Linked DNA regions of Homo sapiens: all the other regions are linked to region 1. The links are chromatin contacts, found by Hi-C or POLR2A ChIA-PET in ENCODE. All regions are on one chromosome and are shown on one strand. The core of a region is the stretch at or near the end of the contact, and the rest is flanking DNA. Distances in the headings are between cores, read along the strand shown. Region 1 overlaps TULP4 (TUB like protein 4). Region 2 has its middle 51 kb from the start of GTF2H5. Region 3 holds the start of TMEM181 (transmembrane protein 181).

The links. A loop is a pair of places that touch in the nucleus more often than their neighbours do. ChIA-PET counts read pairs that join two places held with the same protein, here RNA polymerase II (POLR2A). Pooled maps may share reads with other maps.
Region 2: a pooled map shows a loop between it and region 1 (3-fold over the local background). The contact joins two enhancer-like sites. A Hi-C loop is called at or near these places in 3 of 168 maps with a recorded cell type or tissue (HepG2, IMR-90 and K562), 2 of 37 single-sample maps with no recorded cell type and 9 of 50 pooled maps. POLR2A ChIA-PET finds 5 or more read pairs at or near these places in 7 of 52 experiments (B cell, BJ, HEK293T and 4 more).
Region 3: a loop to region 1 is called in a pooled map, with 2.9 times the contacts of the local background. The contact joins the promoter of TMEM181 here to the enhancer-like site in region 1. A Hi-C loop is called at or near these places in 2 of 50 pooled maps. POLR2A ChIA-PET finds 5 or more read pairs at or near these places in 3 of 52 experiments (HCT116, OCI-LY7 and activated B cell).

What each region holds. Positions count from the first base shown.
Region 1 is chr6:158,357,380-158,360,202 of GRCh38, forward strand. The region is part of intron 1 of TULP4 (TUB like protein 4); the gene reads left to right. Among named protein-coding and RNA genes, the nearest start is that of SNORA116, 36 kb to the left of the region's middle. RefSeq lists an enhancer at 299-548. Within about 2 kb of position 1,557, at least 6 of the 41 ENCODE cell types and tissues checked have a DNase peak (open chromatin) inside an H3K27ac peak, as active enhancers do.
Region 2 is chr6:158,217,992-158,220,927 of GRCh38, forward strand. No RefSeq gene overlaps it. Among named protein-coding and RNA genes, the nearest start is that of GTF2H5, 51 kb to the left of the region's middle. Within about 2 kb of position 1,365, at least 3 of the 41 ENCODE cell types and tissues checked have a DNase peak (open chromatin) inside an H3K27ac peak, as active enhancers do.
Region 3 is chr6:158,558,800-158,561,519 of GRCh38, forward strand. TMEM181 (transmembrane protein 181) reads left to right here and starts at 1,292. Exons shown (of 17, transcript NM_001376852.1): 1 at 1,292-1,433. The coding sequence starts at 1,426. RefSeq lists a silencer at 983-1,902 and an enhancer at 2,322-2,720.

The DNA of each region.
Region 1 (2,823 bases), core at 307-2,806:
TCTTCTAACAGTCATTTTGAAATGTCAGTGTTCACTTCTGGTTGGAGGACCACCCTGAGAAGATTCTCTTTCCCAGGAGTCAGTATTGGCTTGTGATGCACGTCTAAGATCCTACATAAAAATGACTATAGTAAGCCAGCAGCCCTGCGGCGGCCAGCAATTCCATTAGATGAGTAGGAAGAGAGCTGTGCTTTCTGCTGTTGTTTTTACTGGCTGGTGAAGCTATACCTTTGCTCTGATGTTATACCCAGAAAGGGAATCGTCTCCTGAAACTTGAAGTGTTCCTCTGATGCCGAGGCCTGGCCTTCCCTGAGGGATTGCCCCAAGGTCCCTACACCAGTGCTGGCCCAGGCTTGCCCTCTCCAGTCACTCTGGTTTGTTGTCAGGCAGAGAATTTTCACTTTCATCTTTGCTGCTGACTTCGCCCTCTCACCTCTTAATTTTTTTTCTTTGTAAAATTTAGGACCTTAGTTACGTGTCGTATTGAGAAAGCATAGATGACTGAAGATCCATCAGGCTTGGAGTCTTCATTACATACTTAGTAAGGAGGTGAGGTTGGGTGTGACGCTCATTCTTCTGGACCCAGTGTCCTCTTCTGTGAGCAAAGGATTGTGGTTGTGTCTGCCCTGACACATAGGAGTGCTCTGTGGGTTAACTCAGAACAGAAGTGGGACTCTGAACATTTTAAAGCAGCACACACATTAGTTGTTTTTAATGTTACTAATCCAGAGAAGACCTTTCAACCTTTCAGGACTTTTCATGCTTCTCAAGATCGGTTTCTCAGAATGTTCTCTGCAAAACCATGCAGGGGTGCAAGTGGAAGGAGGGAGAGAGTCCTTGGACCTGAGAACCTCTGAGATTTACAGACTTTGTTAAGATAATGAAACAGCTCTGTGAACTATTCTTAGAGAAAAGTGATTCTGTGTGTAAATTTTAAGTGTACTTGGTGATATTATGCTCAGAATACTCTATTCTCACCCTACTGAGGTATTTTATTTATTTAAACAAACCCATCAGTCCTTGTGGTATATTTACTTAGCACTTTATTTAATTGAATTGCTTCATTTGGGAAAACTTACCGACTCATATGGATTTATGCCTTGTTTGGGGCAGTTAGCCCTTGAGGGTGAAGTATTTCTCAGTGTCACTGTGCATAACAGAGATATTAATAATAAATGAATTTGTTAGTTCTTGCAGTAAAACAAGTATCCTCTATAGGCTGGTTACATCCCACATCTATTTAGCATTGGTATAAAAAGACATATGAGAAACGGTTCTGCACTCAAAGAGCTCTTACTTGAGGGCCAGAGACATGCTTGTAAGGCAGTAATGTACAAATCATGGAAAACTCTAGTGTGATAACTTAGCAGAAAATGCTTGTTTTGATGATATCAGAGAACCCATTTCAAAAGCAGTAACATTTGATTTGAGTCTTGATAGGTAACGAGGTTTCCTGACTAAAGAACAGGAGACAAGTGCTGTCTGCCCAGGGTATTTGTAGAGGGTGTGAGAAGACCAGCAGCTGGTGGTGGGTGGGGCTGGAGGGCTGAGATTAGAGACAGGCTGGGCCACACCGGGCAGCATGTGCCAATCTAAGCCGTTTCAGCTTTCTCCTGGGCAGTGGTCAGCCATGTACATTACATGCATGCTTCCCTTCACTACATGTTCTTTTATATTGAATAAGGAGGAATGTGTAATACATTAAGATAGCCTTCATAGGAAGATTCTGCCCCTAATTTGTTGTTTATGTGACTTTCTATGCCAGCCACCCTCCCCTCTTCCTCTTACCTAGAAAAGAAATGGGTGTCCACTTCGTTTACAGTGGTCTCTACTGATGGAATTTGGGAGAAACACCCCCTTTTGAAAGGAAAAAAAAATCGTTCTTTGCCAATTACTGCTGTGTACCTTCCTGGTTATATTCTCAAAGGAAACTAATGTCATCTTGTATTAGGGTACTCTAGAGGGACAGAATTAATAGGACAGATGTATGTTAAAGGAGAGTTTATTAAGGAGTATTAACTCACACGATCACAAGGTGGGGTCTCACAGTAGGCCATCTGCAAGCTAAGGAGCAAGGAAGCCAGTCTGAGTCCCAAAGCTGAAGAACTTGGAGTATGATGTTTGAGGGCAGGAAGCGTCCAGCACGGGAGAAAGATGGAGGCTTGGAGGCTAAGCCAGTCTAATCTCTCCACGTTCTTCTGCCTGCTTTTTATTCTGGTCACGATGGCAGTTGATTAGATGGTGCCCACCCGGATTGAGGGTGGGTCTGCCTCTCCGAGTCCACTGACTCAAATGTTAATCTCCTTTGGCAGCACCCTCACAGACACACCCAGGAACAATAGTTTATATCCTTCAGTCCAATCAAGTTGACATTGAATATTAACCATCACACAACTGAAGCTGGTAAATTAAAAAAATTTAAAACTCCCAGAATTTATCTTCTCTTCCCAGTTGAATAGGCCTTGGTACGAATTTTAGACGGCTTCTTTGACAGACTTTTCTGTGGGCCTGTCCCTGTGGACTGGCTTTCTGTCTGTTCTGCTCTTGCCCATTCACTTATTCATATCCTTTGTAACTCTGAAGGGCATCTGCCCTTGACTCTGGCCTTGGGGGACTTGGTGAATGTAGGGCCCATCTGGGCTAAGGGTCAGAGTTAAGTCTTCTGATGTTGGTAAAATAAGACAGTTGAAGCCTTCCCCCCTTCCCTTTTATGCCTCCAAAAAAAAAAACCAAACAAACAAACAAGGAAAAAAAAAAAGTGAGGCTAGAGTAACTATAAATAACACAAATTAACAGATTTCATGCCAGCACAATGTGCCTGTT
Region 2 (2,936 bases), core at 115-2,614, 140 kb before region 1:
CTCAGGAGGCTGAGACAGGAGAATCGTTTGAATCTGGGAGGTGGAGGTTGCAGTGAGCCGAGATTGCACCACTGCACTCCAGCCTGGGTGACACAGCAAGACACTGTTTAAAAAAAAAAAGGAAATTTCATTGCCATTGTGACCACATTGACAGGTGGAGCTTTTTTTTTTTTTTTTTTTTTGAGACAGAATCTTGCTCTGTCTCCCAGGCTGGAGTGCAGTGGTGCTATCTCAGCTCACTGCAAGCTCTGCCTCCCAGGTTCATGCCATTCTCTTGCCTCAGCCTCCCAAGTAGCTGGGACTACAGGTGCCTGCTACCATGTCCGGCTAATTTTTTTGTATTTTTAGTAGAGTTGGGGTTTCACCGTGTTAGCCAGGATGGTCTCGATCTCCTGACCTTATGATCCACCTGCCTCGGCCTCCCAAAGTGCTGGGATTACAGGCGTGAGCCACTGTGCCTGGCCGACAGGTGGAGCCTTTAAGAGGTAATTAGGCCATGAGGGCTCAGCCCTCTGAATGGACTAAGGCTATTATTATGGGAGTGGCTTAGTTTTAGAGGGAGTGGGCTCCTAATACAAGGATAAGTTCGACCCCAATTCCCCACTCTGTTTCATGTGCTTGCTTGCCATGTGATGCCTTGCATCTCTGGCTTTGGCCATGGGATGAGCCTCACCAGATGCTGGTGCCATGCTCTTGGACTTCCCAGCCTCCAGAACCCATGAGCCAAATAAACATCTTTTTAATAAATTACCCCATCTGTGATATTCCATTTAGAGCAACAGAAAATGAAATAAGACAATTTTTATGTGAATTCCTAATTTATCCATCCATTCACTCATCCATTCATCTGTTAATTTGTTTATTTACCATCCATTCAATTATTCATCACATACTCACTACCTGCTGCTGGGCTCGGCATGGGAATAGGGAAAAAACAGTAAACATGAAACTTGCTCTTTTTTCTCCTAAGGCCCAAAATGTTCCTGATGCCTACGTAGAGCTTCAGTGCTTCAAAATAGCTTAGTATCTATGTTAATATTAGCGTAGTTTTCAGAGACTTCACAAAATGGAATTTTAAAATTGTTTTTATTCTTCTGTTTTTTGTCTTTATTTTTTAACTTTTTTTTTTCTGCTCCCACTTCACTGGGATTATTTTATACTCCTTTAGCAGTCCCATGTAGATGTTTCTTGGTAGTCAGCCCTCCATCACAAGTGATTCAGGAATCCCAGCCCTTTCCATCTGGTGGCTTCATTCTCTAGGGCCTCAAGTTCTTTACACCTAGCTGGCTGGCAGGGGAAGAGAACATGTGGAGAAACACACCCATTTCTTAACTGCCTTGGCCAGGAGTGAGATACATCATTCCGATTGCAAGTATCAGTCACATGGCTCCACTTGGAGGTAGGGAGGTACTAGGAAATACAGTCTCTTGCTGGGCAGAGACTTCCTGGTTACAGTTCTATCACATGAGAGGACTCGTGGTGTACAATTAGCTGTCTCTGCTGCAATACCCAAAACACTTGCATGATTTTGCAGCTGTGAGTAAGATTATTTCGACATAGATAAATCACTGCTGGGATTGCTTACTTTTGTGGTCTAATACTTATATAATACTTAAATGTTTAAGTCTTTCAGAGATTATCTTCCTCCATCTAATTTTTTTTGTTTTGTTTACCTTATTTTTCTTTTTTTCTGATACAAGGTCTTGCTCTGTCACCCAGGCTGGAGTGTGCCATGGCATGATCATGGCTTACTGTAGCCTCAACCTCCCAAGTTCAAGCAATCCTCCCACCTCAGCCTCCTGAGTAGCTGGGACTACAAGCCTGTGCCACCATGCCTGACTAATTTTTAAAAATTTTTTTAGAGATGGGCGTTTCCCTGTGTTGCCCAGTTATAACATATATAACATATGTATTATATATGTTATATAATACATATATATATAAACTCCTTGGTTCAGGCTATCTTCCCACCTAGGCCTCCCAAATTGCTGGGATTACAAGGCTGAGCTACAGTGCGTGGCTTTTTTTTAATATAACAAAATTTATTTATTCAGTGTCTGCTAAGTGATTCTCTTTGGAGCAATGCTTAATTACAGTATAAAGTTATGACATGACATTTGTATCCATTGGTCCTATTAATAAACATCAGTTGCAGAGTATGAAGTTTGCAGTTACAAAATCTAAGTTTTTTACTGAGTAAAACTGAAAATGGCTAGCATTTACATAAAAATGGACAATTTTGCAAAATAGAAGTGATAATGGCACACAGTCCTAATTAGAAGGCTTACTTTCCTAAGAGCATGTGAGTGCCAGTGTATTTTCACTAGGTTTTGTCTTTTTGACATCTGCTTTTTTACAGTGCTGATGATTTCTGTTAATTTCATGAATGACACCTTTATCACATTTCAATCTATGATCTTTTTTTTTAAAGTTTTGTCTTAAGGCTTCAGTGTCTTCATTTGGAAAATAGTGTCATCATCCACAAAGACCTGGTAACAAACAGTGCATAGAAAAGTCATTGAGGACCGGATGCAATGGCTCAGGCCTGTAATCCCAGCACTTTGGGAAGCCGAGGTGGGCAAATCACATGAGGCCAGGACTTCGAGACCAGCCTGGTCAACATGGTGAAACCTCGTCTCTATTAAAAATACAAAAATTAGCCGGGCATGGTGGTGCGCGCCTGTAATCCCAGCTACTCGGAAGGCTGAGGCAGGAGAATCGCTTGAACCCGGGAGGTGGAGGTTGCAGTGAGCCGAGATCGTGCCATTGCACTCCAGCCTGAGTGACAGAAGGAGACATTGCCAAAAAAAAAAAAAAATTACTGAGGTCCTCAGGGCAAACTTGAAACAGCTGGGAAGATTTTGTATGTACGAGAAAGCCCAACCTAAAATTGTTTAAGGAACAAGGGAGTTTCTCATCTCAGAGAACAAGAGGTT
Region 3 (2,720 bases), core at 42-2,541, 200 kb after region 1:
ACGTCTGTAATTTAACAGGCTCCGGGGTTGGGGACCCCTGCTCTAGCTCATAGAACTCCCTCCGACTCACCCCTTCCCGCGCCCCACGTCCCTGTGAACAGTCTGTCCCTGCAGGTACCCAGTTTCTGTTCTCCGGTCTTGTTGCTATGAAGAACCCTTTCCCTCTGCTTATGTATGAAAAGAACTTAAGAAATAATCTTTTGTTATTCCTTGAAGAGTTGCGGTTTAGGATTCAGAGCACTAATGAGATTTTGTGTAACTATTCCTTGGTGTCCTGGCTTAGGGTGTGCTTTGCTTGGTATCTCCCCCTTTTAACCCCCCTCTTCCTAATATCCACCTCACCCTCCAGATTCAGCCCAAACTCTGCATTCTGTCCCCTACCTTCTCCACTCCCCCAAGGCGAGTTAGGCACCCTTCCTCACTGTAGCACCCTGAGCTAAGGCTACCTAACTTACTGTTGGTAATTTTCTTTGCCTGTAATTTCACTGAGGGCAGGAACTGTTCCTTATTCATGTCCACACTTTTCTGCCAATAGTAAGCCTGTTTACAGTTTAGTGAATGAATGAGGATACATTGCAAAGGAAGCTTGGAAGTCCTTTATTTAACTCATGCAGACCGACTTTAAACCCACAGCACACGGGAACACGGGACATTTTGAGTAATGCTCCAAAGAGAATCTCAGAAATAGCCAAACCTTGGTTCTCATCCATTCTTGATTACAGAAATGGGGAACACTGAGCCAAGATGCGAAATCAGGAAAGTGCTTTTGGTCCACTGGTCTAGCTGCAGTCTAGAAGCGGCTTGCGGGAGAAGCTACCAGAAAGAGCCCGGAAGGTTCCTGTCATCATTCGGGGTGGCAGAAGTTTGTCCTGGCTTTTAACCTTTTTTGGGGTCACAAGACCCTTAGGGAATGAATATACAGCTATAGCTCCTCTCCCTAGAAAAATGCAGACACCCATAGTGTTTTCCAGACAACTGCAGGGCATTCGTGGACTCCCGAGGCCCATCCTTACGCCCCGACACTCGGGAAGTAGGAGTGAATGAATGCGCTGTTTACCTGCCCTAGGGACAAGAGGTAAACTAAGTCATTCATTCACTCATTCCTTCTGTCTTGAGCCCCAGCTCAGGGCTAGCCTGGGTGCTCCCGGCCGTGGGGCTCCGCCCCGGCACGGGGCCACGAAGGAGGGCCACCCCCCTCGCCGCGCGCCCGCGGCCCCGCTTCCACCGCGCCGCGCCCTCTTCCGCCGTGAGAGTCGCTTCCGCGCACGTGATCTCGGCGTCGCGCTCTGATGAGTTTTCCGCGGCCGGCCGCTGCTCAGCCGCTGTCGCTCCGGCTCCGGCTGCGGCTGCCGCTGCCGAGGCTGCTGCGCGGCGCCTGGCGGGCTCGGGACGCGCGGGCCGGGGCCGAGGGCTCTGGGCGCCGAGATGGAGCCGTGAGTCCCCGGCCGAGCGGGCGGGCTGGCTGGCTCTCCGGACACTCCGGCCGAAAGTTGGGGATCCCTGGCTCCCGGCGCCGTGCCGCAGGGTCCCTGGCGCCCACGTGGAACTGGGGGCAGGGAAAAGGGCGCTGAAGGGGGCTTCGCGGGCGGGTCAGGCGGAGGTGTTTGCGCGGGGCGAGAGTAGACCGGGGCCGGGGCTCCCTCCTGCCTGCCCGCCCGGCCGCGGTTAGAGACCGGGATGCGGTCGGGGTTCCGGGACGGGGCTGCGAGCCACAGCGCTCACCGGGGGGCCGAGAGAACCGGGGGCGCTGCGGCCCTTCCCCGGCGTAGGGTGGCCGCCCGCACGGAGTCCCGCCGCCTCCCGGGCAGCCTCTCCTGCCGGAAAGGCCCCGCCCCGTCGTCCCCTCGGTATCGAGAGCGCCCCGCGCTGCCCTGCGGTCTCGCCCAGCGCCGGGTGCGAGGCTCTCAGAGGCGATTGGTGACGTGGGCACCGGGGAGCCTGCCGCAACAGCCCCTTTGGACTCGGGGTGTCGAGTTATATGAGTTTTATGCGTTTTACGATCTGCTGACTTTGGGCTTTTTTTTTTTTCTTTACCTCTTTGAAGTCCAGGGTTTTTAATGAGGAAAAACCTGTTTGGGGTCTCGTGGACGCCATCCCTAAAGCTTGCTTTTGACCCAGCAGTCGCCTAGGTGTCCCCCTGGGCGCATCTGGAAAAGAAGGAGACGGAGTTAACCAGAGGGTTAGCGCCGCGTGGAGTTGCAGAAAGTCCGGGAGAAGGAGTGGCCCATATGTGCAGCCGCGCCTGGCGCAGGAGGCTTCCAGGGCCGGCTCCCTGCACTGAAGGCAGCCTCCGAGGGGCCTGGGCGCGCTTCTTGGCTTATATGCGGTTTTTGAGGCAGAAGGGTTTTGCTTTGGATCTTTGCTGATTTCTCTGGCTGTGGACGTGGTCAGAGAAGTGACACCCAGGCCTGTTGCCTCAGCGCAAGTGCCTGTGACAGAGAGATCTGTTTTTCCTTCTGCTTCCTTAGAAGTTTCTGACTTTGGTATGTTGCTTTAGCACCTCTTGGGAAACTGGAATGGCATCAAATATCAGACCTATGTGGATGTTTTAAAGATTTTAAAAGCCAAGTGGAGGTAGGTTAGCAGTATTGCCTCTGCACAACTCCAGAGGGCAAGATTCTTGTGCGGCCTATGTAAATAATACTGCTTGGAACGGTGTCTTGTGGAACTGTGGCCTTGTAGCAGAGTGACAGCTGCGTGTTACAGGAGTTCTCTCACGC